2 separate regions of the Homo sapiens genome follow, and region 1 is linked to region 2. A link is a loop called in an ENCODE intact Hi-C map of the cell type or tissue named here. Cell type or tissue: B cell. All regions are shown on one strand. Links, peaks and the distances in the headings refer to the core of each region. The heading gives the core; the rest is flanking DNA.

What was found. A loop is a pair of places that touch in the nucleus more often than their neighbours do. Peaks named below come from ENCODE experiments on the same cell type or tissue, not always from the same donor. Only the 100,000 strongest peaks of a DNase experiment are listed, where the experiment ranks them.
Region 1: it touches region 2 in a loop (2.4-fold over the local background); 2 of 110 quality-filtered maps call a loop at or near these places.

The regions. Positions count from the first base shown.
Region 1 is chr7:148,785,892-148,801,033 of GRCh38, reverse strand. CUL1 (cullin 1) reads right to left here. Exons shown (of 22, transcript NM_003592.3): 12 at 14,435-14,483; 13 at 13,914-14,045; 14 at 12,360-12,477; 15 at 11,208-11,284; 16 at 10,593-10,724; 17 at 8,216-8,308; 18 at 3,175-3,222; 19 at 3,015-3,097; 20 at 2,357-2,462; 21 at 1,646-1,759; 22 at 1-532. The coding sequence ends at 452. Among named protein-coding and RNA genes, the nearest start is that of EZH2, 91 kb to the left of the region's middle. RefSeq lists an enhancer at 1,798-2,997. In B cell, for the core only: no CTCF peak of the experiment used is centred there; no DNase peak of the experiment used is centred there.
Region 2 is chr7:148,738,216-148,754,997 of GRCh38, reverse strand. CUL1 (cullin 1) reads right to left here. Exons shown (of 22, transcript NM_003592.3): 3 at 848-1,022. Among named protein-coding and RNA genes, the nearest start is that of CUL1, 48 kb to the right of the region's middle. In B cell, for the core only: no CTCF peak of the experiment used is centred there; a DNase peak (open chromatin) is centred at 7,517.

The DNA of each region.
Region 1 (15,142 bases), core at 1,350-9,349, 48 kb before region 2:
TACAGAAATCCTTTAATTTTCTTTATTTTCACACATTAAAAAATGAAACACACTATACAAATGGTTTTCATAGCAGGTTACATGTGGGTCCACTCAGACTTGCTCTCAAAGTGCTGCCAACGTGACAAGTGCTGCCAAGACGACAGCTGCGAATCGGGGAGCCCATGTATTGACTTAGTGCGGTAGCATGCAGCCCTCGGCACGGAGGGTCAGTCCCCGCTGTTCTTAAATTAGGGTAAATGGCGTTGGTGTCCGTATTTACAGACTTGAAATGTATCAATCCTGAGCAGTTCCGATGTAAATCCGAGACCAGCTGATGGGAGTCTTGGTCTCAGTTTTTAAAAGGGAGGTCCAATGGCGGCAGGCTGGCTGCTATGAACTTGAGTTGTTTTCATTCTTTCCAACATGAACTATTTGCTGCGGGTCACACAGTCAGACCCTTCCAGAAGGGTTAAGCCAAGTAACTGTAGGTGTCCTTTTCACCATCCACTCGCTCCAAATATTCTTTCTCAATTAGAATGTCAATGCATTTCTGGGTGTTATTTTTAAAAAGGAAGAGGTAGTGAAAGAGAAGAAAAACACAAATTATCATCAGAACAGAGAGAGGCTGCCCCCACCACAAATCTCCCCTGATTCGGAGCTCAGTGGGGAGCAGTGTCCCCGCCCCAGATCTGTTAGCATAGAGTTTTACTTCCTGGCAGCTAAGCCTTCATGCACGGAGCTCCCTGACACTTGCTGAGGGTGACTCCGAGTCCCTCCTGCACCCGCCCTAGGAACTGGAGTCAGGTGCTTCGGGAGCCCCGTGGGCCAGTCTCCCTTTCTACCACCAAAATCTGCCTGCCTCTGCGGCAGGACTCAGTCTCACAAGAAGAGGCCATGAACAGGGAACAGGGGACTGTGGGGAACTCCCTGAACAGCCATGAACGAACTGGCACCTGTGCCAAATGTAACCCAGGAGGGACACTGGGCCTCCTGCCTGTTGGGGAAGTCACCTGTCAATGCCACCCCTGAGTCTCTCCACTGGCTGTGACTTACCCAAGTGGTTTAGGAAAAGGAAAGTCCTGCTTAGTTACCATTTTAAACAAACCCAATCAGAAATAAGCAAAATGTCAATTATCAGTAGGCTACATAAAGGAAGGTGTGTTCCCATAACACAACACCCATAAAAGCAACAAAAACGACCCAGTGCTTCTCGATACCGCAATGCGACGAACCTCCCGAAGATACTGCTGAGGAAATTCTTACCAGGCACGGGAGTGTGTGCTCTAGAATCTGTTTATGTATCACGCAAAAGCAGGCAAAACTGTTTTATGGTGTCAGAAGACACGACAGTGATTTTCTATGGGACACAGGTGCTGGCTGGGGTGGGTGGGCTTCCGGGATGCCGGGCATGTTTCAATTCTTACCTGGGTGCTGATCACACAGTGTATTGACTGTGAAAGTCATCAAGCTGGCACTTCATCATCTGTGCACTTTGTATGTGTGTTTCAACAGTTAAACTGAAGCCGACTTTCTTTTATAGAAATCTACATACAAAGAAGCCAGCTCCCTCCTCCTTCATGCTACAGCAATCAATCCACTTTTTGCTACATCTTTTATCTTCTAAATTAAGAAAGGAATGTGACTGCTATGTAAAGTCCTGTACCTTGATCACAGGGACTCGAGGTTTGAACCTGGAGGACAGCTGAGTGAGGACCTCGCCAAGTAACTGCTGGTGTTTCAGAACCTTCCTCATCTTCATGATTCTCACGATGGCCGCCTATGCAACAAGATAAGGAAAAAGAAGTGCATTTAGAGCTGTAACAACGTTGTATTGATAGTTAAGGACAAGCTGCACAGAGGCTGCCGACGCCTATGCACAGGATCACAATTTCCTAACAGGCAACAAACATCCTGCAGGTGAGACGGGAGAGGGAACCAATTCTACCTGCCTATGTTTCAACTCTAACGTGGCAAACATTACAATGTTTGGGTCTTTTGAGCAATTTTACCTCAATAATTTAACTCAACCATAAAGCATTAAAAAAAAGGAGACAAAATTAAATCTTCAAGGCCACGGAAGCTGCCCATCCTCCCCACTGAAGAACTCTCCTTCCCCCTCATTTCAGCCAAACCTGCCACAATGTTTGCTTTCCAACATTTAGAGCAAGAGGACTGCCCTGTTTTGCCTGGTGACATAAAGGACTAATTCAGATAACAAGGCCCTGGCTCTCGGCCTTGCCACCTTCTGCCATCACAGACCCATTCATCTGGCAATCACTCCTTTGTCACCCCCGCCTACCCCCCACGGCCCGTCCTTGCGAGCCATCCCTGCGTGAGGGACAGCACACCTGGCACAGGCATACAGATAAGTCACCTGAATCAGTAGTTTGCGGTCTTCCTCGATGTTTTTGTGTGTGGTTTCTTGTTCCTGCTTCTGTTCGGTTTTCATTGGCACATTGATGTTAACCCTTAATTTCTTACTATCAAGAAAAATGAGGAAACCGATCACTATTATATTAAAAGGTAGGCAGTGAAGGCTGCTTTCTATTTTTCAACCTTTAAGAAGTGCCCTGCTTCCCTAGACAGAGGGGAGAATGTTGATTTCTGTGAGCTCTCCGTGAAAATGTCCTCTACCCAGCACTGGGTAGAGTCCGATCATGGCCTAGTTTCCTACTCGGCCATTAACAGGGACATCCACATTACAGAAAATCCAGGTCCCTAATCTGCTCTCCCAAATTTTGTCAAGTGAGATAAAATCAAGCCACTTGGACACAAAGGTCCAAACTTTCTTGGTGAGCCATTTAAGGAGACTTATTTGCCAAAATAATAAAAATCCCAGAAGCTCAGAATTGGAGAAACATCAGGCTCGCTGAATGGAATCAAAGGCCTACCTCACACTCCCAGCCTAGTGCCTGTCGCTTCACACTGAGTCCCCGGTCTCCCTTGGTTTGTAACAATACTGAGATCCGTGCTAGGGCTCCCGGGGGACGTGTCTATGGTCAAGGGCCATCTACTTATTAGATTTTTCTTACTTTTTATAACCAAGATATAATTTTATTAAGGTATCTGGCTTCAATTCCACCTCATCAACATTTGCATTTTCATCTTCCAAGACCTGTAAGAAAACAATTGTTACTCTACAATCTCAGGAAAAGGCTTCTTCTAGTGTAAGATAAAAGGGCGCAAACCTACCAATAGCTTCGACTTTAATAAAATCTGTAAAACTTGCGCCAAAATGTCCTGCAATTAAAGAGAAAAAGAGGAAGTTAAAGGGAAAATGCATTTTTCTTTGCAATAACCACCACAGGCAACCTCACAGTCCATTTTCCATTAAAAAAAAAAAAAAAAATCACCCAAAAGAAGAGTATGCTGGAAGGAAAAAAAAGTTGGTACTTCTTAGAAGTTCACTAAATTTACTGCTTCCTTCCACCCTGACTTCTAGAAGTGAAATCAACCCCTTTCTGGCCTTGATCACACAATAATAGAAATGAACAATTCTGTTATACTTAAATCAGGTTGAGTAACCCTTATCTGAAATGCCTGGGACTAGAAGTGTTTGGATTTCGGAATACTGCACTGGATTTACAGATTCAGCAGCCCTGATTGGAAAATCCGAAATTTCAACTGCGCCATGAGCATTTTTTTTTTTTTTTTTTGAGCATCATGTTGGTGCTCAAAAATGTTTGGATTGTGGAGCATTCTGGAATCTGGATTTTTGGATTAGGGATGTTGAACCTGTATTGGAAACCATGCACAATGAAATCTTCAGGAACTCTTCACTTCTTAAGTGCCTGACAGCTCATCTTGGACACTGATCATCACAAAAGAAATATTAAAGAGCTGCCCAGCAAGACTGAAAATAATGTCCTGCTCATGAGAACAGTGGGGCTCAGCGGCAGGCGACCTTGTCAACTTGCCTTTGATGCACTCAAGCACGTTGTGTGGCCTCTCATCTGTGAATGGTGGGTGTGGTAAACGCTTCCCAGCCCTCCTTCAGCCTCACAGCTTTATGATCCCATGAAATCCAAGGGACCAGCCTGAGGGCACTCACAGAGTCACACGGACTCTTACAACCCACGGGCAGTGGAGTCCTGTCGTCATAATGGGTACCCATTCTGGTCTGAGGATACGTGGTGAAAGCTGTCAAAGCGAGAGGCCTCTCTCTAGTCTAGTAACTGACCCAGAACTGCCAGCAGCCATTCGAATACTGCCCACTGCATCTAGAGCAGGGTGCGGGGGTGCCCACTTCCTGAGCCAGGTCTGATTGGACAGCATCTACTGTGGGCAGAAAGGAGAGAGCAGCGGCAGCCTCCTGAGGGAGTTCTAACACTGAGAACCACTCAGGAGACTGGCCTAAAATCCTGATCAGAAGCAGCCAAGCAAAGACCTGACAGTCCACACCTGTCAGCCCTGTCCTCAGGACCCGTCTGCACAGCCCTCCCCACAGTCTAGGGGGCAACCAGGCCTCCAACCTACAAAGGCACAAACTCATTTTGTTATTAGAATCTGAAGATATATTTAGGAGTAATTCGAAGAATGATTACAAAATAGTCATTCAAAATGACTTTCCTAACTCAGTCCATAAGGCCAGGATTAGCCAGACACGAAAACCAAACGAACATCTTGAGAAAACAATGGAGCAATATCCCTTATGAATATAAATGCAAAACTCGAGAAAATACCGGCAAGCTAAACCCAACAACATAGAAAAAGGATTATATACCATGACCAAGTGGGACTCACCCTAAGAACACCAGGGTGGTTCAACATCAGTGCAATACACCATATTAACAGACAAAAAAGCAGTTATTTTGACAGAGTAGAAAAAGCATTTTGACAAAATACAACACTCTTGCATGATACAAAATTCAATAAACTAAGAATAAAAGGGAACCTCTTTAGTCTGATAAAGGACATCTAGTAAAAGCTCACAGCTAACACCATCACTCTTTAACATCACAGTTAAACAGTAAAAGACTGGAAGCTTTCCCAATAAGGGCAGTAACAAGACAAGGATGCTTGTTCTTGCCACAAATTCTAGCCAGAAGAATCAGGCAAAAACAAAGACAAACAAAAAAGAAATAAAAGGCAGCCAAATAAGAAAAGGAAGAAGCAAAACTGCCTGTATTTATAGATGATATGACAGTATATCAAAAAACTCTAAGGAATCCCCCCAAAAACTATTTGAGCTAATAAATTAGAGCTAATAAACATTTAGCAATGTTATAGGAAACAGAATCAAAATACAATAATTAGTTGTACCTTTTTTTTTTTTTTTTTTTGAGACAGAGTCTTGCTCTGTCGCCCAGGCTGGAGTGCAGTGGCGCAATCAGGGCTCACTGCAAGCTGCGCCTCCTGGGTTCACACCATTCTCTCGCCTCAGCCTCCCGAGTAGCTGGGACTACAGGCACCTGCCACCACGCCCGGCTAATTTTGTTTTTGTATTTTTAGTAGAGACTGGGTTTCACCATGTTAGCCAGGATGGTCTCGATCTCCTGACCTCGTGATCCGCCCGCCTCGGGCTCCCAAAGTGCTGGGATTACAGGCGTGAGCCACCACACCCTGCGGTACTTAGTTGTACTTCTATACATTAGCAACGAGCAATCAGAAAGTGGAACAGGCTGGCATGGTGGCTCATGCCTGTGTAATCCCAGCACTTTGGGAGGCCAAGGTGAAAGTGTCACTTGAGCCCAGGAGTTCAAGACCAATCTGGGCAACACAGTGAAACACCATCTCTACAAAAAATACAAAAATTAGCTGAGCATGGTGGCAAGCGCCTGTAGTGCCAGCTACTCAGGAGGCTGAGGAGAGAGGATCATTTGATACCGCAGTGAGCTATGACTGCACCATTGCACTCCAGCCTGAGCAAGAGACCCTGTCTCAAAAAAACAGAAAAAAGTGAAATTAAGAAAACAACTCTGCCAGGCACGGTGGCTCACGCCTATAATCCCAGCACTTTGGGAGGCCGAGGCAGGCAGATCACTTGAGGTCAGGAGTTCAAGACCAGCCTGGTCAACATGGTGAAACCCTGTCTGTACTAAAAATACAAAAAATTAGCCAGGCATGGTGGCGCACGCCTGTAATCCCAGCTACTTGGGAGGCTGAGGTGGGAGAATTGCTGGAACCCAGGAGGCGGAGGTTGCAGTGAGCCAAGATTGCACCACTGCACTCCAGCCTAGGAGACAGAGCAAGACTCCGTCTCAATTAAAAAACTAAAAACCAATTCCATTTATAATAGCATCAAAAAGAATAAACTAGGAATAAATTGAAAGTAGTAGAAGATGCATACACTGAAAACCATGAGACACAGTTGAAAGAAAAGACAACCTAAATAGATGAAAAGACATCCCATGTTCATGGAGTGGGAGACTTAAAATACTGCTGAGATGGCAATACTCCCCAAAGCAATCTATAGATTCAGTGCAATCCTTATCAAAATCTCAACTGCACTTTTTGTAGAAATGGACAAGCTGATCTTGAAATTCATAAGGTAACATAAGGGATCCAGAATAGCCAATATAATCTTGGGGGAAAATAAAACGAAGTTAGGGGTCTCGATTTCAAGATTTACTGCAAAACAACAGTAATCCAGACAGTGTGATACTGGCATAGTAAAGATATACAGATCACTGGAAAATAATTGAGAATCCAGAAATAAACCCATATATACCTATGGCCAACTGACTTTTGACAAGTTTGCCAGCACCAAACAATAGGGAGAGAATAGTCCTTGGCCTCAGACTAGGCAATGATTCCTTAAAAATGACACCAAAACCACAAACAATATAAAGAAAAAATAGATAAAATAGGCTTCATCAAAATTAAAAATGTGTGTATATAAGAAAGTAAGAAGACAACCCACAGAATGGGAAAAAACATTTGTAAATTACATATTTGATAAGGATCTAGTATACAGAATATTAAAAGAATTCTTACGACTCAACAACAAAAAGACAAATAACCCAACTGAAAAATGGGCAAAGAATTTGATCAAACATTTCTCCAAAGAAGATATACAAATGGCAATAAACACAAAAAAGATTCTACACATCATTAGTTGTTAGAGAAATGCAAGTCAAAAACTGCAAGATACTACTTCACATCCACTGGGATGGCTATAATTTTTTTTAAAAATGAAAATAACAAATGTTGGTGAGGATATGGAGAAACTGAAAGTTTCATACACTGTTGGTGAGAATATGAAATGGCACAGCCACTATGGAACAGTCTGGCAGTGCCTCAAAAAATTCAGCTATTACATGACTCAGCAATTCTATACCTAGGTATATACCCAGGAAAATTGAAAACATGTATTCACAGCAGCATTGTTCATAATTGGAAACAACTTAAATGTACATCAACTGATGAACAAATAAAATGTGGTCCATCTATACATTGGATTATTCGACCACAAAAAGAAATGAAGTACCAACACATGCTAGAACATGGGCAAACCTTGCAAACAGTATACACTGAGGGAAAGAAGGCAGGCACAGAAAGTCATGTGTTATATGATTCCATTTATATGAAATGTCTGGAGTAGGCAAATTGATAGCAAATTAATGGTTGTCAGGGGCTGGGAGCTAGCGGGCAGTTACTGCTAATGGGTGCAGGTTTCTTTTTGGGGTGATAAAACACTCTGGAATTGGATAATGGTGGTAGTTCTATAAGCTTGTGAATATACTAAAAACCACTTTGTACACTTTAAAATGACTTTTATGTTATGTCAAATTTTATTATCTAAAATATATCTCAATAAAAAATATGGCTAGCAGGAAAAATAATACTAAAGTGGAAATTTAAGCTTAGTAAGAAAAGCCTAACTGGTTAAATGAATGAGAGAAAAGCATGGATGAGGAGTATGTGTGTGTGTGTTACACGTAGTTTTATTTTTAAGAGACAGGGTCTCTGTCACCCACGCTGGAGTACAGTGGCACGATCATAGCTCACTGCAGCCTCGACCTCCCAGGCTCAAGTGATCCTCCCGCCCCAGCCTCCCAAGAAGCTGGGACTACAGGCATGTGCCACCATGCCTGGCTCAACAATGAGTTTTAACATGAAGCTTTTTGTAGTGCGTATTAAAATCCTGGAATAAGGCCATATTCATATTCATGAGGCAAACATCTATTTCAAATTAAAGATGCCCATATCCTCTTCCTTATCTTTCCTAACAATATCCACGAGAACAAGGAAACGGCAAGCTGATAGAACAACGAGCCTGAGATGAGAATACCATTTTAATTTGAGTGCTGTCGGTCAGCTGCTGCACAGTGTAGGCATCTTCCGTGTTGTACTGAAGCAGGATAGCCATCTGGAATGTCGACGCCTTTGCGGCCCCCCATATAAAAGAAAAAGAAGGAAAATTTACATGCATGGAAACACCTCCCAAAATATACAGCCCAAGTTTGAAGAACTTATTTATGAAACAAATTCTTTAAACAAGTACAAAAAAAGCACAGATCTATTTAAAAGGGAATATAAAACGTGGCAATGCCACTACAATGCAACATTTTCCCAAAGTCATTCATTTTCCATGTTTACAAACATTAAAATAATTTGAGGGTTTTTTTTAAAAAACGTATTGTCTATGTGGATACATACTATAGATACGTCCCCACGCATTTATAGAGACAATCACATATACACACACCTGGTATATATGGACATGTTAAGCATCAATCTCCAAATCTGTTTTTGGCACATGAGCTAAGGAATATTATCTTTTGGCACATTATTGATGTAAAACAACACAAATATCAAATTATATTTGGTTTTCTAATCCTAAGTACTTTACTATGAAAGTATGAAAAAAGTAAGTAAAGTATGAAATGGCAAGTGTACTAAATTTCTATTTTTTTTTTTTTTTGAGACAAAGTCTTGCTCTGTCACCCAGGCTGGAGTGCAGTGGCACAATCTCGACTCACTGCAACCTCCGCCTCCCAGGTTCAAGGGATTCTCCTGCCTTGGCCTCCAGAGTAGCTGGGGCTATAGGCGTGCACCACCACACCCAGCTAATTTTTGTATTTTAGTAGAGATGGGGTTTCGCCATGCTGGCCAGGCTGGTCTCGAACTCCTGACCTTGTGATCTGCCTGCCTTGGCCTCCCAAAGTGCTAGGATTACAGGCTGAGCCACTGCACCCGGCCCTAAAGTATCTTCTAAAAGACAGGTAGCACGTGTTGGTTCCTGATTGCTGAGTGTGTGCAAGCGAATGAACACCCCGAGGACGCCTTCCTTCTCTTCTCCCTGTTTTCTTGCATAATCGACAGCAACAAGTAATGACCCATGACTGTCAGTCACTGCTTGCCTCTCGGCAAGACCTTGGTCAATGGAAAGAGAAACAAAAAACGCCACATGCCTGTTTCAGGGCGGCCCACAGACAACACTGCTTCCAGGGCCTTGAACAGAGATACAAGGGAACGAGCGTGTTGCTAATGTTTTCTATTGGGCCCGCTCCGGGCTGCCTTAACACGGCAGACACACCCTAGGCAAAGCCTCCACCGTCAAAAACTGGACACTGAAATTCCAGGTACTGTAGTGGAACACATGGATTCTTCTATGTATATTTGGGGATAAATGAAACAAAATTTCAATTGTATAGTAAGAAACATTCAAGTTGATAAAGACCTCTGGAGCCAGCATAATACTATGCATTTTAACAATTTTAAGTCACAGTAGATTTACGAAAAGTTTAAATTAATGAGCAGCTTGAGTCTGCAGAACAACCCATTCTGGAGTTTCTTAATACTTAAACACAGATTTGCAATTCTTCTTAGAAACTCACTGGTGAAAACTTCTCAGAGACTAAAATATGCCATTACTTGTGAAGACCACTCAGTACAAAAGTGGAAGTAGAAAGAGCTTGGACTTTTTTTTCTTTTTACTTTAAAAAATATCTAGAGATGGGGTCTTGCTATGTTGTCCAGGCTTGTCTCAAACTCCTAGCCTCAAGTGATTCTCTGGTCTCAGCCTCCCAAAGCGTGAGGATTACAAGCGTGAGCCACCACACCAGCCCAAGCCTAGACTTTAAGAGAAAAGACTTTAACTGAAATTTTGGCTCAGCTACATATAAGCTAGGATTCAGAGAAATTCACTTAAATTAACCCAAGCCTCAGTTTTCTCCTCTAAGAAATGGAAATATTCTTAGTTACATAGGTATAAATTAGGTTGTACTCAATATTGTTGTCAGCACTGAGTGTTATTAATGTGAAAGTGCTCTGTGTAAGGTGGAGAGCTGATATAATGAAATGCATGCAACTCCAGCTTTTGAAGTCACTACCTGAACAGCTGATGTGTGTCAGGCAGGAGCGGTGCCAAACACTTACTAAATACATTATTTAATTTTCACATCAATTCCCAACTATAAAGTACTAACACTCCCATTAATGGAGGAGAAAACTGAGGCTCACAATCATTAAATAACTTGCTCCCCAGCCAGAAAGAATTGGAATTTGGTTCATCTGATTCTTACAACTCCATGCTTTAAACCTGCCACTATTTCACCAGAAGCTGAATTCTAGATTCTGCTGCTGAGTCAGCTGATAATGATTTCCATAATTTGCCTTATGTTCATTTAGAATAGAAAAATTTTAAGATAAAAATGTGATCTTACCTGCAAAGTATATCTGTTTTTGAAGCAGTTAGTTACCAATTCTCCTTTAGACAACTGATATAACCACGTCAATTTTCGGCCACTGTGGCGGCTGGCGTAGAAAGCTGTGAATCGCTGATAACTACGTTCCAACTAGATAAAAGGACAGCATTATATGGAATACAGATCTCACCACATCCTACAGGCAGCGTTTCTAAGTAAAGCCCACTGTTCCAAGCTTACAGTACAAAGTCAGTGCTTACATAAAAGTAAAATACAAACGCCAGGTGTCTGCCTCTCTTGTAAAGCACTTTAAGCACTGGAAGGTACAATCTTAAAAAAGGTTTGTACTTCAAGACCAGCAGGTCCATCGAGGTGTTCATTACACAACTAATTAGGTTCTGCTTTACAAGATAAGGAAACATGTCTGTAGAGCTGGGACAGACAGCCCACCTTTAGACATCCAGACCTGCCCCACTGCACAGGGCTCTTCCCTGAGTGTTGCCCCCATGGTTCACCGTGATGCAGCCAGCCAGCAGGAAGGCCATCTGCAGGCCTGTCCCCTTCCACAGTGAAGGCTGCCCTGCCCCACCCTCCACTTAGCACTAATGGGATGGCAGACAAACCCATCCTTACCTCTGACGGCAAGGCAAATGTACAAGACTGCTGGAAGGGCCAGGACCCGGAGCTCAGCACTTGAATGCTGAAATCCACTGTGGGACGGAAGAGAGGGGAGAGTGAACATTCTGGAATACATTAATTAGTTTATAAACTGAAAAATTCAATCATTTCAGATGAATGTGGATTGCTCTTTATTAAAAAGCACATTAAATAAAAATCCTGCTTGAATATAAAATTAAGAATTGAACATTTTATTCAATTAAAATTAGCAAAAAGTGCAAGAGCCAGATACTCTTTTCTTCCAAAGAGTGAGAGTCTTCATTTTGCTTCCACCTCGGAATTCTGCTGTCACACGCCTGCCCTGCTTCCCTTGCTTTCCTTTTCTGTCCTGAATCACTCAGTCCACTCAAGCCACGCCTGTGCTTGCCAGGCCCGGCATCATCACAGCCCCAGACTCATGCAAACTCACAAGCAGGAGAAAACCGCTAACTTCATTATAGTGTATGTTTCACTTATTACTGGGAAACGCCACACATGGTCTATAAATTATAACAGTAATTTCATCTTCGCAGATAGTTAAAAAGCCCACTGGCAAAACTGTCCAGTTTTACAATAGAATTGTCATTCTGATTTGGGAAAAATAAAATTCTCCATTTTTCATTTAAAAAGACAAAGATGATCAAAAGATGATGTAAGCATAAATCCGCCATCCTACTACTATGCAAGGCCCTAAAATACCAGCCCAGCTGCCTCTCCTGGAGAACTGAATCACCTGCACCTGCCTGTACTGATCCCTAATCCCAGTCTGAAGCCACAGGTCTTTAGCTTGACTGTTACCTATGCAGGCCAAGTGAACATTAAAATAAATGCTAGAATGGATCCAAGCTAAGGTTTACAAGACAAAACCACGCCTGTGAGTCCCTCCCCAGATCCCAACAGGTGGTGACCTTGCCCCAGTAGAGCTGACACCACTTCAAGGGTTGTCATCTCCTAATGTCACACGGGAGTCGGGGGAGGAGGGCTGGGCATTTGGGAGGAATCTCCCGCTTCTTAGTTCTTGAATTTCTGACAAAGCCCCTCCCATCTTCACCTAATATTTTGTCATTTCTTCATTTGCTACAGAGAACTCTGCCTGTAAACACAACATAGAGACACACGGATACTCACAGTCTAGGGGTTCTGAGTTTGTCAAGTGCTTTTTGAATTGCTCGTTCAGATCTTTGCTCACGCCAATGTCTTGAAACATGCGCTGAAGTTTAGAGGTGTACTCGAACCCGCAAGCTTGCTGAGAAGAACCCAGATGACTGTCTTATTAATTTGTACAAAAATACAAATGTATACAAGGGAATCTTAGAGAAATCAGAGTATACAATATATACTTAATTATATGGAACTACTAGCAAAGCTAGTAACATTTTGCTATATTTTACAGTACAAATATGCATGGATTAATATTAATACACTGTCAAAAAACCCCACAACTCTATGTTGCACAGTGAAGTGTTCACACACACAATTCATACACAATTTGTGAGCATTTAAGAGCAAGGTGTCCTGACACTGGTAGAATACAATGATGAAATAATCTGTCTCTATCTCTTACCAGAAGCTGAACTGTGTGCCCCCAAAATCCCTATGTTGAAGCCCAAACCTCCAACGTGATGCTGTGTGGAGGTATGCGGTCTTGAGCATGGGGCCTCACAATGGGATTGGTGTGCTTGTAAGAGATGTGCAAGAGCTCTGCACTCTCTCTCTGACACGTGAGGCACTGCAAGAAGGTGGCTGCCTACAAAGCAGGAAGAGGGCCTGCACCAGGAACCGAATCAGCTGGCACCCTGATCTCGGACTTGTGGCCCCCAGAATTGTGAGAAACTATTTCTGTTGTTTAAGCTACCTGGTCTATGGTATTCCGTCATGGCAGCCCACGCTGACAAAGATACCTACATAATTTGGGGCCAAAGTAAAGTATGTCCCAAGTCAGATAAGAGCACTCGACAGCGCCGACACACAGGCACGCAAAGGAGGTGGCAGAGGAAGGGCTGCGTGACAGCAAAGTAACCAAGCCCAGAGCAAACAAAACCTCCACTCAGCTCCAGGCCAGCACAGTGTGGAAGTGTGAATGTGCTGCAAGGCTAAAGGTGTGGGAGGCAGGAGAGGCCCCACAGATGGTGAGCTGAGCCCAGCCAGGCCTGGGTAGGATGGAAGCCCCACAGTGGGGTGGGGAAGGGGTTGGGAAGGCACCGGGGCCCAACGAGAGTAGAGTGATAGTTGTGGGAGGCTTTCAGAAGAGCAGTGGCAGAGCTTCTTGTACAAACCACTGCACAAACTCCTCTGCCTGCCTCATAACCTGGAGAGACTAAGAGCTTTTTTATTTTTTTCTGAGACAGAGTCTCACTCTGTTGCCCAGGCTGGAGTGTAGTGGTGTGATCTCGGCTCACCGCAACCTCTGCCTCCCGGGTTCATGCCATTCTCCTGCCTCAGCCTCCCAAGTAGCTGGGACTACAGGCGCCCACCACCATGCCCGGCTAATGTTTTGTATTTTTAGCAGAGATGGGGTTTCTCCATATTAGCCAGGATGGTCTCGATCTCCTGACCTCGTGATCTGCCCGCCTCGGCCTCCCAAAGTGCTGGGATTACAGGCATGAGCCACCGCGCTCGGCCATAGAGCTGTTTTAATAATGACTCAGAAGCTGGGATTTTTCAGGAAAAGATGAAACTCACCTTTAACTTGGAGATCATGCTGGCTTCGGCATCGTCACTTGCACTGTTCTGGTGGACGAGCCTCTTGGCGAGCATCTTCGCATAGAACTTCTGAAATACGTCTTTGTCTTCTATGTACTTGAAGACAACCATCTGGCAAAGCCACCGAGACAACACACTTAACCAGCACACACACAAGCCAACAGTGCAGAGCTGACTGTCACCGGCCACAAGCCAGGAGCCAAGATGTGCCTTTGGCTTTGGGCAGGTCTGTACGCCAACGTTTATGATGGCAAAATCTCCACTCCAGAGTCTTGAAAGTTTTGTGAGTCCCTTAATTCAGTGAGTTGGACTGACTGAGTATTAATGAGAAAAGTATGAATGCTAAAAGTAGTAACTCAATTTAGGAAGTAAAACCAGAGATTCAAAATAAAATCAATGATTATTACTTTTCACATTTCAGAGGCCATCTACAAATAACATTACAAACAGCTTGTGAAATACACAGCTACTGGAAATGGGTATGCTCATGAAGCACTTACCACTTGATTGAGTGTGTCTTCTAGTTCTGCCTCCTCTGGGTTCTTGGAACTGAAAATTTTAAAAAGATACCATGTTTTAAAACATCAGTACGTTTAAACAAGCACCACTTAGCCAGAATGCAGCTTCAAGCATTCAAAAGATCAGTTCTCATCAGATTAGTGCAGAGGAAGAGGGAAGGTTGACTTTCCTTACCTACAGCAAACTGGCAATCTCATACTGTAACCTCAACACTGAAGAACAGATTATGAAGTAGTCATTTAGAATATCCAAGGTGAAAACCAACAGGAGATATTTATAAAACATTTCCAAAAACATTCTGAAGAAGTTTGCCTTTAAGATAATCCACTTAAACTTCAGTAAAGGAAATTCACTTTACCAATTGCTTTCTAGTCTGCTGTAATTTAACTTTGGAGAAATAAAAAGGCACATAGATTCCCTTTCATGGCCCAGTCATTAAAGATGATGAAGGGGTTTAAATTCCTACTAAACTGCTGCCCTCTGTAGTTGTATATACAAGAGATGATTGTCCTTTAACAACTGATTCATTCTATGAACAAATAATAATTCAAAGGTGAATTAAAGGTAGATGAATTTTTGTACAGGTCTTTTCTACAAGACTGCTTTATAAACAAGACCCCCTAATTCATATAAAACGAATCAGCCACCACAGAAACTCTGAAGAGGTGTCTCCAACTTTAGAAAAGTTG
Region 2 (16,782 bases), core at 3,802-11,801:
AGGACTGCTTGAGCCCAGGAGTTGGAGACCAGCCTGGGCAACATAAAGAGACCCTGATTCTACAAAAGATTTAAAAATTAGCTGGGAGCTGGGTATGGTGGTACATGCCAGTAGTCCTAGCTACTCAGAAGGCTAAGGCGGGAGGATTGTTTGATCCCAGGAGTTGGAGGCTGCAATGACCTATGATTGCACTACTGCACTCCAGCCTGGGTGACAGAACAAGACCCTGTCTTAAAAAAAAAAAAGGAAAAGAAAAAAAGTACTTCATAACCATGTGTAAAGAGCAAGATCACATTTGAAAAACATGGTTTCCAAGACTGAATAACCTTACAATTATTTCTACACCTTGATAGGGAACACCACATTGGGTTCACAGTAAAATGCAGATAATTTGAATACATATTTGCTTTAAATGAAAAAGTTCATCATTTCTAACAACCAAATCCAAAATGGTTGGTAATTTAACGAAAGCACTATTATGCTAAAAGGTTATCAAAGCTTTCTAATTTTAAAAAACAGAAAGAGCTGGGCACGGTGGTGAGCATTTGCAGAGTCTCAGCTACTCAGGAGGCCGAAGTGGAAGGATCACTTGAGCCCAGGAGATCAAAAATCCAGCCTGGGCAACATAGTGAGATCTCCATCTCGAAAAAACAAAACCCTAGAATATAGTTTATGGTGATTTCATATTCACAGTAGGTAAAAGACTATGCAATAGCAAAACACTGTCACCTACGTTAGTGTCTAAAACAGTAACAGATGACAGTGAAAGATTTAACAAGTTAGAACCATTATTTCACTTTTTTTATATCCTGTTATGAATACTCAGTATATATATAAAACATCTTACCTTAAGAAGATTTGTCAAGTAATTCTTCAAAAATTCCTTAAGTCGTTTATATAATTCCAGGCCAACAAACTGAGCTCCTCCAGGTGTCTGCCCCTTTTTCGACTTAGAAGGAGGAACTCCAGCTCCTCGTGCTTGGTTTGACTGGTGAACACTAGTACAGTAGTTATAAACATGACTTGGAGAAAAGTTAAGGAAACCAACATATATCACAGACGTTAACGGTCATTAACATAAACATATTTTCTTATATTTCATTACCAATGCATTCCCAATATATCAACCAAAACCTGTTAAAAACTAGAATGGAACAAAGATCCCATTCACACTATCCATAAAGCTAAAAGTCAACAAGCCCCATTCACAAGGTTGTTGGTAGGCCTTGAGAGCAACACCGCCAAGGTGGAGAAGGGAACATTCCAGGAGGGAGGTTGCCTATAAAAAAATCTGGACCTTTTAGATTATCTGATGTGACTGACCTTGTGGAAAACTGTCCCAAAAGAAAAATGCAATTACTGACTCCAGGAAAAACAAAAAGCTAACAATAAGCACTGTCTATTATGATGCTCAGCTGTAACTTTTTCAGAGGCACAGATTCTAAATATTGAAATAACACAAACTTTATTTTAAAATGACTCAGAGAGCCAAGTCCTTATATTACAATAGTCATAGCCATCTAAAACTTATCAGTGAACGGCAGCAGTGTCCACACACTCCTGAGAAAGAGAGAGATGTATAAACCACAGCACAGACAGCTGATTGCAAAACAGCTGCATCTGCAGGGGGAGCGCAGAGAATGAGAAGATGGGGCCAGGCAGGGCAGAAAACCACCGTGTTCTGTTGTATCCTTTAAATATGATGAGCTTATCTGCATGTATTATTAATTGAATAAAATGAACGGAAAGATACTTATACTCAGAAAGATCAACAAAACAGAACAAAACAATATTCTGGTATAATTAAGAATTTACTATATAAAGATACTTCAAGACAACGGGTAAAAGATAGATTATCTAATAAATGGCATGAGGGCAAGATATTTCTAAATATTCCATGTTATATTCCAAAATATATTACAAATGGATTAAGATTTAAAATATACAAGCTAAAACAGTAAAACCAAGAATATATATGTGAACGCTTATCTGTTCTCAGGCTGGAGCGGCCCTTTCTAAGTAAGATCACACAAAAAAATGAATTCAGGCTGGGCGCGGTGGCTCGCGCCTGTAATCCCAGCACTCTGGGAGGCCGAGACAGGTGGATCACAAGGTCAGGAGATTGAGACCATCCTGGCTAACACGGTGAAACCCCATCTCTACTAAAAACACACACAAAAAATTAGCCGGGCGTGGTGGCAGGCGCCTGTAGTCCCAGCTACTCGGGAGGCTGAGGCAGGAGAATGGCATGAACCCGGGAGGCGGAGCTTGCAGCGAGCTGAGATCATGCCACTGCACTCCAGCCTGGGCGACAGAGCAAGACTCTGTCTCAAAAAATAAATAAATAAATTCAAAATTGTAGATTAAGATGAAATACCTTAAACTATCTTTAATAAATTAAGGTAATTTAAAGCAATTAAAAAAATGAATCTCTATGGAAACATGAACAAAATATACCACAGAAAATCTAAAAGGTAAAATAAATATATACTAATGCCCCCAAACCTAATAAAATAACCAATCTAGGTAATAATCAAAGAACTATACTTTAAAACAATGAAAAATTATTAACTATTTCAATTGTATAGAGAATCACAGATTACAATAAACAACTACTGTATACTCATGACCCAGTTTTGATAGATCTTACTGCATTCCCACACTTGTCTCATATTCCACCTACAGCCTCCCTCAACTTTTGAGAAAATAAAATATTACAGGTTATAAGTGAAGCACTATATTCTCCCTCTTTCATCCCACTCCTTCCTCTTACCCTAGCAAATAGCACCATGATTTGGTATATATCATTCCTATGTTTTTATATTTTGCTGGATAAATGTGTATCAAATATATTTCACATGTTCTACATTTTGTTTTGTTTTTTTTGAGATGGAGTTTCACTCTTGTTGCCCAGACTGGAGTGCAATGGCGTGATCTCAGCTCACAACCTCTACCTCCTGGGTTCAAGCGATTCTCCTGCCTCAGCCTCCCGAGTAGCTGTGGTTACAGGCAGGCGCCACCACGCCTGGCTAATTTTGTATGTTTAGTAGACATGAGGTTTCTCCATGTAGGTCAGGCTGGTCTCAAACTCCCAACTTCAGGCTATCCAGCCTCCTCGGCCTCCCAAACTGCTGGGATTACAGGCGTGAGCCACCGCGTCTGGCCATGTTCTACATTTTTAAATTATACAAACTGTAATATGTACATTTGCTCTGCCATTTGTTTTTGATGGTATCTGACATAGCCGCAGCTGTAATATACTGTGTAACGCACATTTACAATACTTCATCAACTCTCTTGGTGGTGGACCTTGCTAATAGTCCTTTTGGCAGATACCTATTTTTTGTGTATTTACAAAGCTGCAAAGAATAAAACTAGCAGGTCTCCTTGAGTACAAGTTTCTTGGAGCACAGAAATACTAAGTGACAAAGTGACAAGAGAGGTTTTTTTTTTTTTTTTTTTTGAGACAGAGTCTCACTCTGTCTCCCAGGCTGTAGTGCAGTGATGTAATCTCGGCTCACTGCAACCTCTGCCTCCCGGGATCAAGCGATTCTCCTGAGTAGATGTGATTACGGGCGCCTGCCACCATTCCTGGCTAATTTTTGTATTTTTAGTAGAGACAGGGTTTCACCATATTGGTCAGGTTGGTCTTGAACTCCTGACCTCAGGCAATCCACCTGCCTCGACCTCCCAAAGTTGCTAGGATTACAGATGTGAGCCACCTTGCCAGGCCCTTTTAAACAATTTTTTGTAGAGATGGGGTCTTGCTATGTTGCCCTGGCTGGTCCAAAATTCTTGGGCTCAAGCAATCCTCCTGTTTGGCCTCCCAAAGTGGTGGGTTTAACTTTATTAAGAGTTGCCAACTTAGTGCTACAAAGCGGCTATCCAGCACCCTGTAGTGCATGAGTTTTCATCGACCACAACCTTGGCCTTGCATTCATACTGTGGTTTATTATGGTTTTAATATCCATTTCTAGGGCATAGACAGTTTTGTTTTGTTTTTTTTTTTTTTTAAAGAGACAGGATCTCACTATGTTGCCCAGGCTGGAGAGCAGTGGCTATTCACAGACATGATCATAGCAGGCTACTGCCTCAAACTCTTGGTCTGAAGTGATCCTCCCACCTTAGCCTCCTGTGAAGCTGAAAATACAGGCACGGGTCACCACATTGGCTTGACTTAGCATAATTCTTAAGGGCCTTAGGATTTTCAGAATGGTAAGTGATCACTCGTTTCAACAAAGTCACCAGCTACATTCACCTCCAAGAGAGTCAGCCTGTCCTTTGAAGCTTTGACACAAGCATTAACTTCTCTCTAGCTATGAAAATCCTAGGTGGCATGGAATACTATGCAGCCATAAAAAAGGATGAGTTCATGTTCTTTACCACGGACATGGATGAAGCTGGAAACCATCATTCTGAGCAAACTATCACAAGGACAGAAAACCAAACACTGCATGTTCTCACTCATAGGTGGGAATTGAACAATGAAGACACTTGGACACAGGAAGGGGAACATCACACACCAGGGCCTGTCGTGGGGCGGGGGGCTAGGGAAGGGACAGCATCAGGAGAAATACCTAATGTAAATGACGAGTTAATGGGTGCAGCAAACCAACATGACACATGTATACCTATGTAACAAACCTGCACATTGTGCATATGTACCCTAGAACTTAAAGTATAATTTAAAAAAAAAAAAAAAAGTCCTAGGTGGCATCTCCTTCCAGTAGAAGGATGTTTTGACTAAATTGAGTATCTGTTGCTTACGCAGCCACCTTCATCAATGATCCTAGATTTTCTGGCTAACTTGCTATTCTCCATCAGCACTTGCTGCTTCACCTTGCACTACTGTTATAAAAGATGGCTTCTTTTCTTTAATCGCATGAACCAACCTCTGCTAGCTTCTAGCTTTTCTTCTGTAGCTTCCTCACTTCTCCCAGCCTTTACAGAATTGCAGAGAGTTAGGGCCTTGCTCTGGATTAGGCACTGGCTTAAGGGAATGCTGTGACTGGTTTGATCTTCTATCCAGACCACTCCAACTTTCTCCTTACCAGCAATATGGCTGTTTCGCTTTCTTATCATTTGTGCATTCACTGGAGCAGCGCTTTTAATTTCCTCCAAGAACTTTTCCTTAGCATTCACAACTTGGCTAACTGTTTAGCACAAGAGGCCTAGCTTTTGGCCTATCTCAGCTTTCAACATGCCTTCCTCATTTGGCTTAATCATTGCTAGTTTTTGATCTAAAGTGAGAGAAATGCAACTCTTCATTTTACTTGAACACTCTGAAGCCATTGTGGGGGTTATCAACTGGCCTCAACTCAAGATTGTTGTGTCTCAGGGAGTAGGAAGGCCAAAGAGAGATGGGGGAATGGCCAGTCGGTGGAGCAGACACATGCATTTATGGATTAAGTTTGCTGTTTTAGATGGGTGCAGTGTGTGGCGCCTCAAAGCCATTCTTTTTATCATTGATTTTGCCAGAGGCTTGTCGGTTTTTTAAAGAACTATTTTGGGTTTTAATAATTTTCATTACTGTATCTTTATTTCATTTCTGTACCTTTTTACTTTTTTTTTTTTTTTTTTTTGAGATGGAGTCTCACTCTGTTGCCCAGGCTGGAGAGCTGTGGCACAATCTTGGCTCACTGAACCTCCGCCTCCCGGGTTCAAGTGATTCTCCTGCCTCAGCCTCCTGAATAACTGAGATTACAGGCGTGCATCACCACGCCCAGCTAATTTTCGTATTTTTAGTAGAGACGGGGTTTCTCCATGTTGGTCAGGCTGGTCTCGAACTCCTGACCTCAGGTGATCTGCCCACCTCTGCCTCCCAAGGTGCTGGGATTACAGGCGTGAGCCACCACGCCCAGACTACTTCTTTCCTTACATATGCCTTTTCTCTACAAATCCTTGTTTTGGTTAACTCTGTAATTTCCTTTTTTAAATAAGCATTTAAAATACTTATATAAAATGTTCATACTACATGGAAAGTATAGGAAAAACCTATACTAATACTAGAGTTTCTTCTACATGCCACTTGGCTGCATCACATCAATCTGATGTGTATATATTTTCCTTATCATTCAGTTATATTTTCTCTTTTCCACTGTTCGTTCTAAGAGTTAAACAGTTTAGATTTCCAAAATGTATTTTACCTTCAAAAAAATTTAATTTCATTTTAAAATTAAATTGCGGAAACATGAGAATGTTATCTTTTTGACAGTTTATTTAAAATGTGATGAGACTTGTTGCCAAGTATATAATTTCTGCTGGGCCAGAACGGGGGGGCCATTATTTCACATGTGCCTAAAAACAATGCCCATCTCTAACTATTGGATACAGGGACCCATTAGAGCTGGTCAACTCTATTTTTCAGATCTTCTATATTGTTTCTGATTTGTCTGCTTATTAATTACCAAGAAATTTTTAGTGAAATCTCCCAAATGGTTTTATCAATTTATCTTATAATTCTCTAAAATATCTGCCATATTTTGAGGCAGTGTTAACTAATATACATATTTGAAATTATATTCCTGGTAACCTGTACCTTTTATGATTAGGAAGTAACCACGTTTATTCCTAACAACATTGCCTTAGAAACTTATTGTATCTGACATTATTATACCTTTCGGTTGGAATTTTCCTTAAATGTCTTTGTTCCAGCCCTTTATTTTCAACCTTTGTTTCTGTGTCTTGGTGTGTCTACTGTAAATCACCACAGCATAATTGACTTTTTAAAAAAACTGAGTCTAGTATTATCTGATAGACGAGTTTGGTTTTAGGTAAACTGTTTCATACTGTTATTTGGATTAATTTCTACGATCCTGTTTTGTATTTTCTATTTTAACTCTGTTTCTATGTTTCCGGTTTTCCTCCCTTTCCCCTTCTACTGGAATGGTAGTTTACTTGTTCCCTTATAGCTCTTGTTTTATTTTGGAGTTATACATTCTTGAAATGGTTAATTACCTTAAAATATGACATGCCCACTTTACCTTGCAACAATTTTGGAAGATTCTATTACCTCTTCAAATATTTCCGGTCCCCTTTCTATTTTCTCCTAGCTCTTCTATTACGTCTATGTGAGATATTTTCATGTTACCTTCTATACCTTGGTTGAAAGTCTTCAATGATCTTCTATCACTTTATCTTTGTTCAAACTTTCTAATTTTTCCTGATCTGCCATCTGGTTAAGTGATTCTCTTTTGGTTGTGTCAAATTTAGTGTTTAATTTTAATGACTTCATTTTACATTTATAGAATTTCTCTTTTAAAAACCTGTCTTGTTTTCCATAGTGGTTTTTGCTCCTTGATTCTAAAGACAACTTTCCCCACTCTCCTTATATCCAGAGCTCAGCTTAAATCCTTTAGCAGTTGCCTTCCTGGGAGAGTAGGTCGATGATTATTATTTTTTTCAGTTCACCTATACACTTAAGGGTATTTAGGCTTCTGTCTTCCAGGTTTCCATGGAAACGTCAGCTCTCAGCCCCTCCCAGCCAGGTGTAAGGCTTTGTTTCCTTTTCTGTGTGACCCCTACCGGCCAGCCTACCTTGCTCAAGTCCTTATGCTGCCACACAGAGGCTCACAATGGTTAGCACCTTCATTTTCAGCTCTCTTCTCTTCTTCAGATGCCTGGGAATTCCCTCTTACTTTTGTGCAGAGCATTACACTTTGCTGTATTTCACACAGCACCCAGTTTTAGGTGCTTGGTTCCAGGATGTTTCAGGTTATTTAGTTCAGCCTGACTGCTGTTCCTTGGCAATCTATGGCTTCCCAGCTACTAAATTAACAAAGGTTTTTAAAAAAACAAACCCAATGATAGCTAAAGTGCAGCAAAATGGGAGCTTCCATATGCTTAAGAGTGTACACAATTACACCGTTTCTGAAGTAAAATCTGGAATATTCAAAAGCCTTCAACAAGTGCATTCCTTTTGATACAGCAATTATATTCATAAGCATTTATCACAGGGAAATCATCACGGAAATGTACAAATACTTAGCTAGCAAACTATCACAGCATTGCTCCTAATGGCAAAAAACTCGTAACAAGCTATTTGTCAAACTTAGTTAAACCCACTCTCGGGTCCACCTGAAGATAGAGTACGCAGCTTTTAACAATGTCATGGAATAGATGGTGGTTAAAAAGACTGCAATATATTTATCACATTTCAGCTAAGACATCAATCGTAACATGTATCATTAAGTATATTTAAGAAAAGAAAATGCTGCCAACTAGAATGCATTTTCATCAGATGGAATTTTTACTTTTACTTACTAAAGAATCACCTGTTTTAGACTTAAACAGATTTATCCTAACATTCTCGTAAGTGGATAAAGAAAAGCTAAATAGATTGGCTAGGATATTGCCAAAATGGTTTTACATAGAGTCCATTCTGAATCATTTTGACTCTTACTAAGGATGTCTGTGTTTTTCCACATAACGTTGTCCTCCGAGCCACTAAGTATGTTAGCACTCCTTAGTAGTAGTCCAAGGCTAATTCTAGGATTTTCTCCTAATCTGCGCCCATCCATTTTCTAAGTCTGATCCTGAGCTTTCTTGATATCCAAAGGTTTGTTCTTTCAGGGCAGATTCTTGCAATGGTCCTTAAATAGTTTGCTGACAGAAAGAACAAGGCTGCACGCAAGTGTGCACTGATGCAATGATGATGACTAGGTCATCACTGATACCTGGCCAGCTACTGTACTATGTGCACTGACTTTGCAATGCACTCGAATCAATGAATCAATGTAGCAGTTGCTTCCAGAGAGCAGGGCTAGGGGTTTTAAACTTTTGGCCACAGAATCCTTTCATTCTCACCAAGTGTTCTTTGTGGAGGAAAGCTCAGTGCCCAGAACACTGCCCCTCCCCACCATTACTTCCTCCCCCAAGCCCACCCCTCAGAGAGGACCTCACACACACACAGGCAAGGGGCCTCACAAAACAGATTGAAAGGCACAATTGAAACAAAACGAATGCTTCTTAAAAGCTGTTTTGAAGTTTCTACTCAGTTTAACATCACATTCATTCCCAAATCAGCATCACTCCTCACCATTATCTAGTCAGGAATGGAAAGCATTAGATGATAGTGGTTAGGAGACTTCCTGCTTATGACAATTTAGGTTCAACGTATATCTAAATTGAAGAGATGAAACAAGCAAAACAACTGAAGAACAAGCCAGAATGTTATGATCCCACCCTCCCCACCCATAGTGGGAAACATCTTTAACTGTTTCTAGAGTTAGTTCTTCATTTTTAGCTGGATATGTACATGTCTTTAAGTCATATGCTTGTTTTGTTCTTTGACCAATCAACGTTTGCGTAAATTATTGATTTCCTGCGAATAGAGAACACATCTCCTTTCTACCCCCTACCTCCAGTCCATCTTCATCCTAATAGTCACTATGGAGCCTCTGAAACTTTCAGTTACTTAAACCATGATTCCAATTTTAAATGTACCGAAGTACCTAACCACATTTCTGGCAAATAACGATAAACTCTAGAAAAAATATTAAAACAATGATCTTGAAGGCACCAGAGAACCACCAAAAGAAGGTGTATACTGAAAAGTGGCCTAGTGTTGGAAGAAGGGAATGGCACAGCCCAACATGGTTGATGTAAAAGAAACAGGAAAATGAGATCCACTCTCAAGACAAAAGACAATCAACAGAGACCAGCTGTAGTTGACCCAAATGTTGGAATTAGGAGACAAAGACTCTAAAGCAACTATTATAGTTATAATAAAAGATATAGAAAAATATGTTCATAATCAATGAAAATTGCAGCACAAAAACAGAAACCATGAAAAAGAACAAAATAAAAATTCTAGAACTGAAATACCAGGAAATCTAGAATAAATTACTCATTGGATGGTCTTGACAGCAAAATAAAGACGAGTCATGGGTTTGCACAGAGACCAACAGAAACGATCAACTCTTGAGAGGAAAAAAAAGATTAAAACTTCTAGAAAACCAAAGGGGGAACAATCTTGAAAGCGGACAGGGAAAAAGAACGTAACACAGAAAAAGAGTTCACATGACCAGTAACTTCTCATCAAAAACTACAAAGGCCAGAAGACAGTGCAATAACATGTTTAAGTGGTGAAAGAAAAAAAAATGCTGAAAGAAAAAAAGTAATTGTAGTTCTATAGCCAGTGAAAATATCCTTCAAAGATGAAGGCAAAATAATGCTATTTTCAGGTAAAATAAAACTAAGGGAATTCATAGTAGAGACCTGCATTTTGGGTGGAAGCAAACTGACACTACAATAGAATCCTGCATCTTTAGGAAGGAATGAAGAGCAGTAGAAACAGTAAGTATCTGGGTAAATATACTTTTCTTAATTCTTTAAAATACAAAGGATGGTTTAAAACAAAAATTTATAATATCGTCTTGTGGGTTTAAAAACATATGTAGAGGTAATATAAAGGAGAGCGATACGAGTAGTAAATGGAACTATACAACCACAATTCCTCTACATTTTCTATGATGTCATACAATCTTAACTCTAAGTGGAATGTTAAGAAAAATGTGTATTATATCCTTAGAGCAATCTCTTTATTCCTTCTTCTCTTTCACACACACACACACACACACACACACACACACACACACACTGCAGAAACAACCAACAAATATATTAAAAAGGAACTATAAAAAAATTTCAAATAATCCTAAAGAAGGGTGGAAAGCAAGAACAAAGAAACTTTTTAAGGGGAGAAAAAAACAAAATGGTAGGCCTAAAATTAATCTATTAATAATTATAACAAATGTTAATGGGCTAAAACTACAATTAAAAGACAGAGATGGTCAGAAGGGGCAAAGCAGCAAGACCGCTCTATATGTTGACATGAGGGACACAATTTAAATATAAAAATACACATAAGTTGAAAGCAAATGGATGGAAAAAGATTATCATGCAAACATTAAGCATAGAAAGAGGTTAAAGAAGCTAATAACTATCAGGCAACAAATTACTACCAGGGATAAAAAGGGACACATTTCATAATAAATGTACTTAAAAGACATATTCGCAAATGTATTTTTGTCTAACAACAGAGTTTCAAAATATATGAAAAAAAATTTGTTTTTTGAGATGGAGTCTTGCTCTGTCACCTAGGCTGGAGTGCAGTGGTGCCATCTCGGCTCACTGAAACCTCCACCTCCCAGGTTCAAGCGATTCTCCTGCCTCAGCCTCCAGAGTAACTACAGGCGCCCACCACCATGACCGGCTAATTTTTGTATTTTTAGTAGAGACAGGGTTTCATCACGTTGGCCAGGCTGGTCTTGAACTCCTGGCATCAGGCGATCTGCCCGCCTTGGCCTCCGGCGATCTGCCCGCCTTGGCCTCCCAATGTGCTGGGATTACAGATGTGAGCCACCACACCTGGCTTAAAATATATGAAAATTTGACAGAATTAAAGGGTAAAGGAGACAATTTCACAATCATAGGATAAGATTCAACATTCCTCTCAGCAACTAGACCATAGGAAAAATATCAATCACAACTTGGATGATCTGTATGGGCAGTTGTAACATTCTACACCCAGTGGTATACTGGTAAATTGGCTCTCTGAGCAGGGAGAAAAGAAAAAAAGAAAAGCCCTGATTTGTAGCCTCCATAGATGTCTATTGTATAAGGTTCCCACCATGGCAGATGCAAGCTACCAACAGGACAATATCACACAGGGAGATGGGAGAGAGATGGGCACAATCATCTCCCGCAAGCTGATCTGATCCAGCTCCAGCACATCACCATCTACAGCCAACAGCTGCAGAACCCACATTCTTTTCAAGAGTACATGGCACATTCACCAAGATAGGCTATTTTCTGGGCCACTGAACACGTTTCAATACATTTAAAAGGACGGAAATTATACAGTGTGTTCTCTGATCAAAATGGAATTATAATTAGGAATTAGTAACAATAAGCTACCCGGGAAAATCCAATATTTCTAAACAATATCTTCCTATATAATTCAAAGGTCAAATAAAGTGTTTTGAATTAAATGGTAATGAAGATACAACATATCAAAATTTGCAGAATAAGGCTAAAAATCCTTAAAAGGAAATTTATACTTTCAAATACTTATATCAGAAAAGGTAGAAAGAGTTGGGCATGATGGCTGATGCCTGTAATCCCAGCACTTTGGGAGGCTGAGGGAGGTGGATCACTTGAGGTCAGGAGTTTGAGACTAGCCTGGCCAACATGGTCAAACACCCAGTCTCTACTAAAAATACAAAAATTAGCTGGGCGTGGTGGTGCATGTCTGTAATTCCAGCTACTCAGGAGGCTGAGGCAGGAGAATCGCTTGAACCCGGGAGGCAGAGACTGCAGTGAGCCAAGAACATGCACTGCACTCCAGCCTGGGCAACAGAGTGAGTGAGACTCCAACTCAAAAAAAAAAAAAAAAAACCAGAAAAGGTAGAAAGATTTAAGAATTATTAATTAAAATGGCAATACTCCCTGACATGGTTTGGCTGTGTCCCCACCCAAATAGCACCTTGAACTGTAATAATCCCCATCTGTCAAGGGCAAGGTCAGGTGGAGATAACCAAACCATGAAAGCAGTTTCCCCGATAGTGTTCTCGTGGTAGTGAATAAGTCTCATAGAATCTGATGGTTTTATAAATGGGAGTTTCCCTGCATAAGCTCTCTTGCCTACTGCCATGTAAGACATGACTTTGCTTCTCCTTTGCCTTCTACCATGATTGTGAGGCCTCCCCAGCCACGTGGAACTCTGAGTCCGTTAAACCTCTTTCCTTCATAAATTACCCAGTCTCGGGTATATCTTTATTAGCTGTATGAGAACAGACTAATATACTCCCCAAATTGATCCAAAGATTCAATGTAATCCCTATCAGAATCCCAGTTGGCTTCATTGTAGGAAGTTAACAAGCTGATTCCAAAATACATATAGAATTTCAAGAGACTCAAAAGAGCCAAAATAATCTACAAAAAGAACAACATTGGAGGACTCAAACATCACAATTTCTAAACTTACTACAAAATGACAGTAATAAACTCATGAATCTGTGGACCTGATTTTCAATAAGGGTGAACATCAAAACCACAATGAGATACTACTTCATTCCCACTAGGATGGCTAGAATCAAAAAGTCAGAAAATAACAAGTGTTGAGCCGGATGTGGTGGCTCATGCCCGCAATCCCAGCACTTTGGGGGGCTGAGGCAGGAGAATCACTTGAGGCCAGGAGCTCGAGACCAGCCTGGCCAACGTGATGAAACCCTGTCTCTACTACAAACACCAAAATTAGCTGGGCATGGTGATGCGCACCTGCGGTTCCAGCTACTCGGGAGGCTGAGGCAGGAGAATCACTTGAGGCCAGGAGCTCGAGACCAGCCTGGCCAACGTGATGAAACCCTGTCTCTACTACAAACACCAAAATTAGCTGGGCATGGTGATGCACACCTGCGGTTCCAGCTACTCGGGAGGCTGAGGCAGGAGAATCGCTTGAACCTAAGAGGAGGAGGTTGCAGTGAGCTGAGATCTCGCCACGCACTCCATCCTGAATTACAGCAAGACTCTGTCTCAAAATAAGTAAGTAAATAACTAAATAAATAAATACAACACAACACAACAAGTGTTGGCCAGAATGTGGAGAAACTGGAACCCTCATACACTGCTGGTGGGAAAGTAATATAATGCAGCCACTTTGGAAAATAATTTGGCAGTTCTGCAAATGGTTAAACACACAGTTACCATCTGACCCAGAAATAACACTTGTAGGCATCTAAGAAAAATGAAAACATATGTCTACATAGAAACCTGTACACAAATATTTACAGCAGCACTATTCGTAATAGTAAAAAGTTGGAAATAACCCAACTGTCCATCACCTGATGAATGGATAAACAAAATGTGGTATATCCACAGAATGGAATCTTATTTTACCATAAAAATGAAGTACTGACATATGCTACAACATGGATGAAGTTAGAAAACATTATACTAAATGGAAGAAAGCCAGTCACAAAAGACCACATGTATTAGTCGGCTTAGGCTGCCATAACAAAATACCAGACAAGACGGCTTAAACAACAGGAATTTATTTTCTCACAGTTCTGGAGACTAGAGGTCCGAGCTCAAGGTACTGTCAGGGTTGGTTTCTGGTGAGGGCTCTCTTCCAGGGTTGCAGACGGCCACCTTCTCACTGTGTCCTCACATGGCCTTTCCTCTGTGTATGTGGAGAGAGAGCTCTCTGGTGTCTCTTCCTCTTCTTATAAGGACACCAATCCTATCAGGGTAAGGCCCCACCCTCACGATTTTATTTAACCTTAATTATTCCCCCAAATAGCCTTACCTCCAAATACCATCCAAATATACTGGGGGTTAGGGCTTCAAGATATGAATGGAGGAGAGGCACAATTAAGTCCATAACACCACATATCATATAGTTACATGTATACAAAATGTTCAGAATAGGTGAATTTATAGAGACAAAGTACATTAGTAGAAGGTAGGGGTAAGAAGGAAGTGACAACTAAAGGGCACAGGGTTTCTTTTTGAGATGATGAAAATCTTCTAAAATTGAATGTGACAGTTGAACATTATCTGTGAATATACCAGAAACTATTGAAACGTACACTTTAAATGAGTGCATTGTATGCTATGTGAATTAGATCTCAGAGCCATTAAGGCTGGGCACAATGGCTCACACCTGTAATCCCAGCTCTATGGGAGGCCGAGGTAGGTGGATTACTGGAGGTCAGGAGTTCAAGACCAGCCTGGCCAACATGGTGAAATCCTGTCTCTGTTAAAAATACAAAAAAATTAGCTAGGCGTGGTGGCGTGCGTCTGTAATCCCAGCTACTCAGGAGGCTGAGGCAGGAGAATCACTTGAACCTGCGAGGTGGAGATTGCAGTAAGCCAAGGTTGCGCCATTGCACTCCGGCCTGGGCAAAAACAGCAAAACTGTCTCAAAAAAAAAAAAAGCCATTAAAAAAATTCAATACCATTCCAATCAATCAACTTTTGGGGTAGACATTGACAAGAAGTTGACAGTCCATTGAGGAAAAGTTTTTTTCAACAAATGACACTGGAATAATTGGATATCCACACAGGGGAAATTTAACCTTAAGCCTTACTGTACACCATATACAAAAGTTAACTCCAGGTGGATCACAGGTCTAAAAGTAAATGCCCAAACCATAAAGTCTTATGAGGAAAACACAAAATATATTTGAGATCTAGGCAAAGGTTTCTTATGTCACAGAGGCAATAACTGCAAAAATAAAATAAAACCAATAAATTAGGTTTCCCCAAAGTAAACATTTGCTCACCCAAAGACACCATTAAGAAAATGATTAGCAAGCCTCAGACTTGAAGAAAATATTAGCAAAATATATCTGACAAAACACTGGTATCCTTGACATATAAAGAACTAAAACTAACAAAAAGCAAAATATCCCCAAAATGGAAAAAACAGGAGGCGAAAGACTTGGACACTTTACAAAAGATGACATACGAATGGTCAACGAGCATATAAAAAGGTGCTCAACGGACACGAAGTTTACATGGCAGCCCGAGAGGTGCCCCCGGTTTAGGGCACCTTCGCCTAAAGAACAGGATCAACTGTGCTTTGAATCCAGGCTGAGTCAGCAGAGGCAGGAGTGAAAGCAGATCTTATATAGCTCTGATGACACACAGTCTTAGCTTCACAGTATTTTTATCTCAGCTTTAAATCAACTGAACTATATGGAGAAATGTTATCAGAAATGGAATGAGCAGGCTCTTCATGTGATCAGAAGCTGCCTGAGGGAGATCTGTCCAGGCCACCAGCCCCTCCTCACACCTCACTGGTATGAGACCTGAGGAAAAAGCGCTATTGGGATAATTCAAGTGTATTATCTGGAAGGGGAGAATTCCCCATGTTCAAGGAAGGACTGTGAAACGGATGTATTCCTGAATTATGAGGTGTGCCATTTTCCTGAAGAATGAGCCCTGAAGGGCGCCTGTGTGAAAGGACAGGGCCGGAGCCTCCCCGCTGCTCTCTATGCCTGGGCTCCTGCTGCTCCCTGAACCCACCGCCCCCCACAATGCCACACTCACCACCTGTTGCCTCAACATGCACACAAATTAAGTGTTCATAAATCATTTACTTTAGAAGAGTAGAAAAACGAACTATGACTAATCTTTAGGAGAAAAATGGTCACATCTAAAGTTATTCTTAAAGGGAAAAAAAATTAAAACAGTATGAGGACAAGTTAAATATAGGAATTAAGATGAAATAAGAAAAAGCAAAAACATCAGAGATAAAAAATTAAAAGTCTACAAGGCAATAAAATAGAAGTTTCATTCAGCAGACAATAGATTAGGTATTTTATACTAAGGCAGCCATAGACTCTAACAAACCCATACATTTGACTTTTAAAACTCTGAGGTTCTTTGCTGAAGGTCCTCTGAAAGCTTCTTTGGCCAGAAAGCAGGTGAGAACGTAAGCAGGTATCTGGGGCCTCCTCCGCAGGCAGGTGGGGAAATGGTGTAAGGTGGTACAGGGGTTTATGTCCAAGAGCCAAGCCTGGTTCAGCCTCCAAAATAGGTCCTACAACTCTTCTGTCATCCTAGAAACGTTGTCTGCCAAGGCATGCTTCTGTACTGATGGGGAGGGGCAAGTCACTGTGAAAGGGTCCTATCAGATGCAAAGCTTCACATCTCACCTTTCAGCAAGCAGACACCTTCTGGGCACCTGTCCAGTGCCAGGTACCATGTGTGTGACTTAGGCCTCACCAACAGACTGCCTTCCTGGAGTTCAGCATCTACTACTAACGTAATATA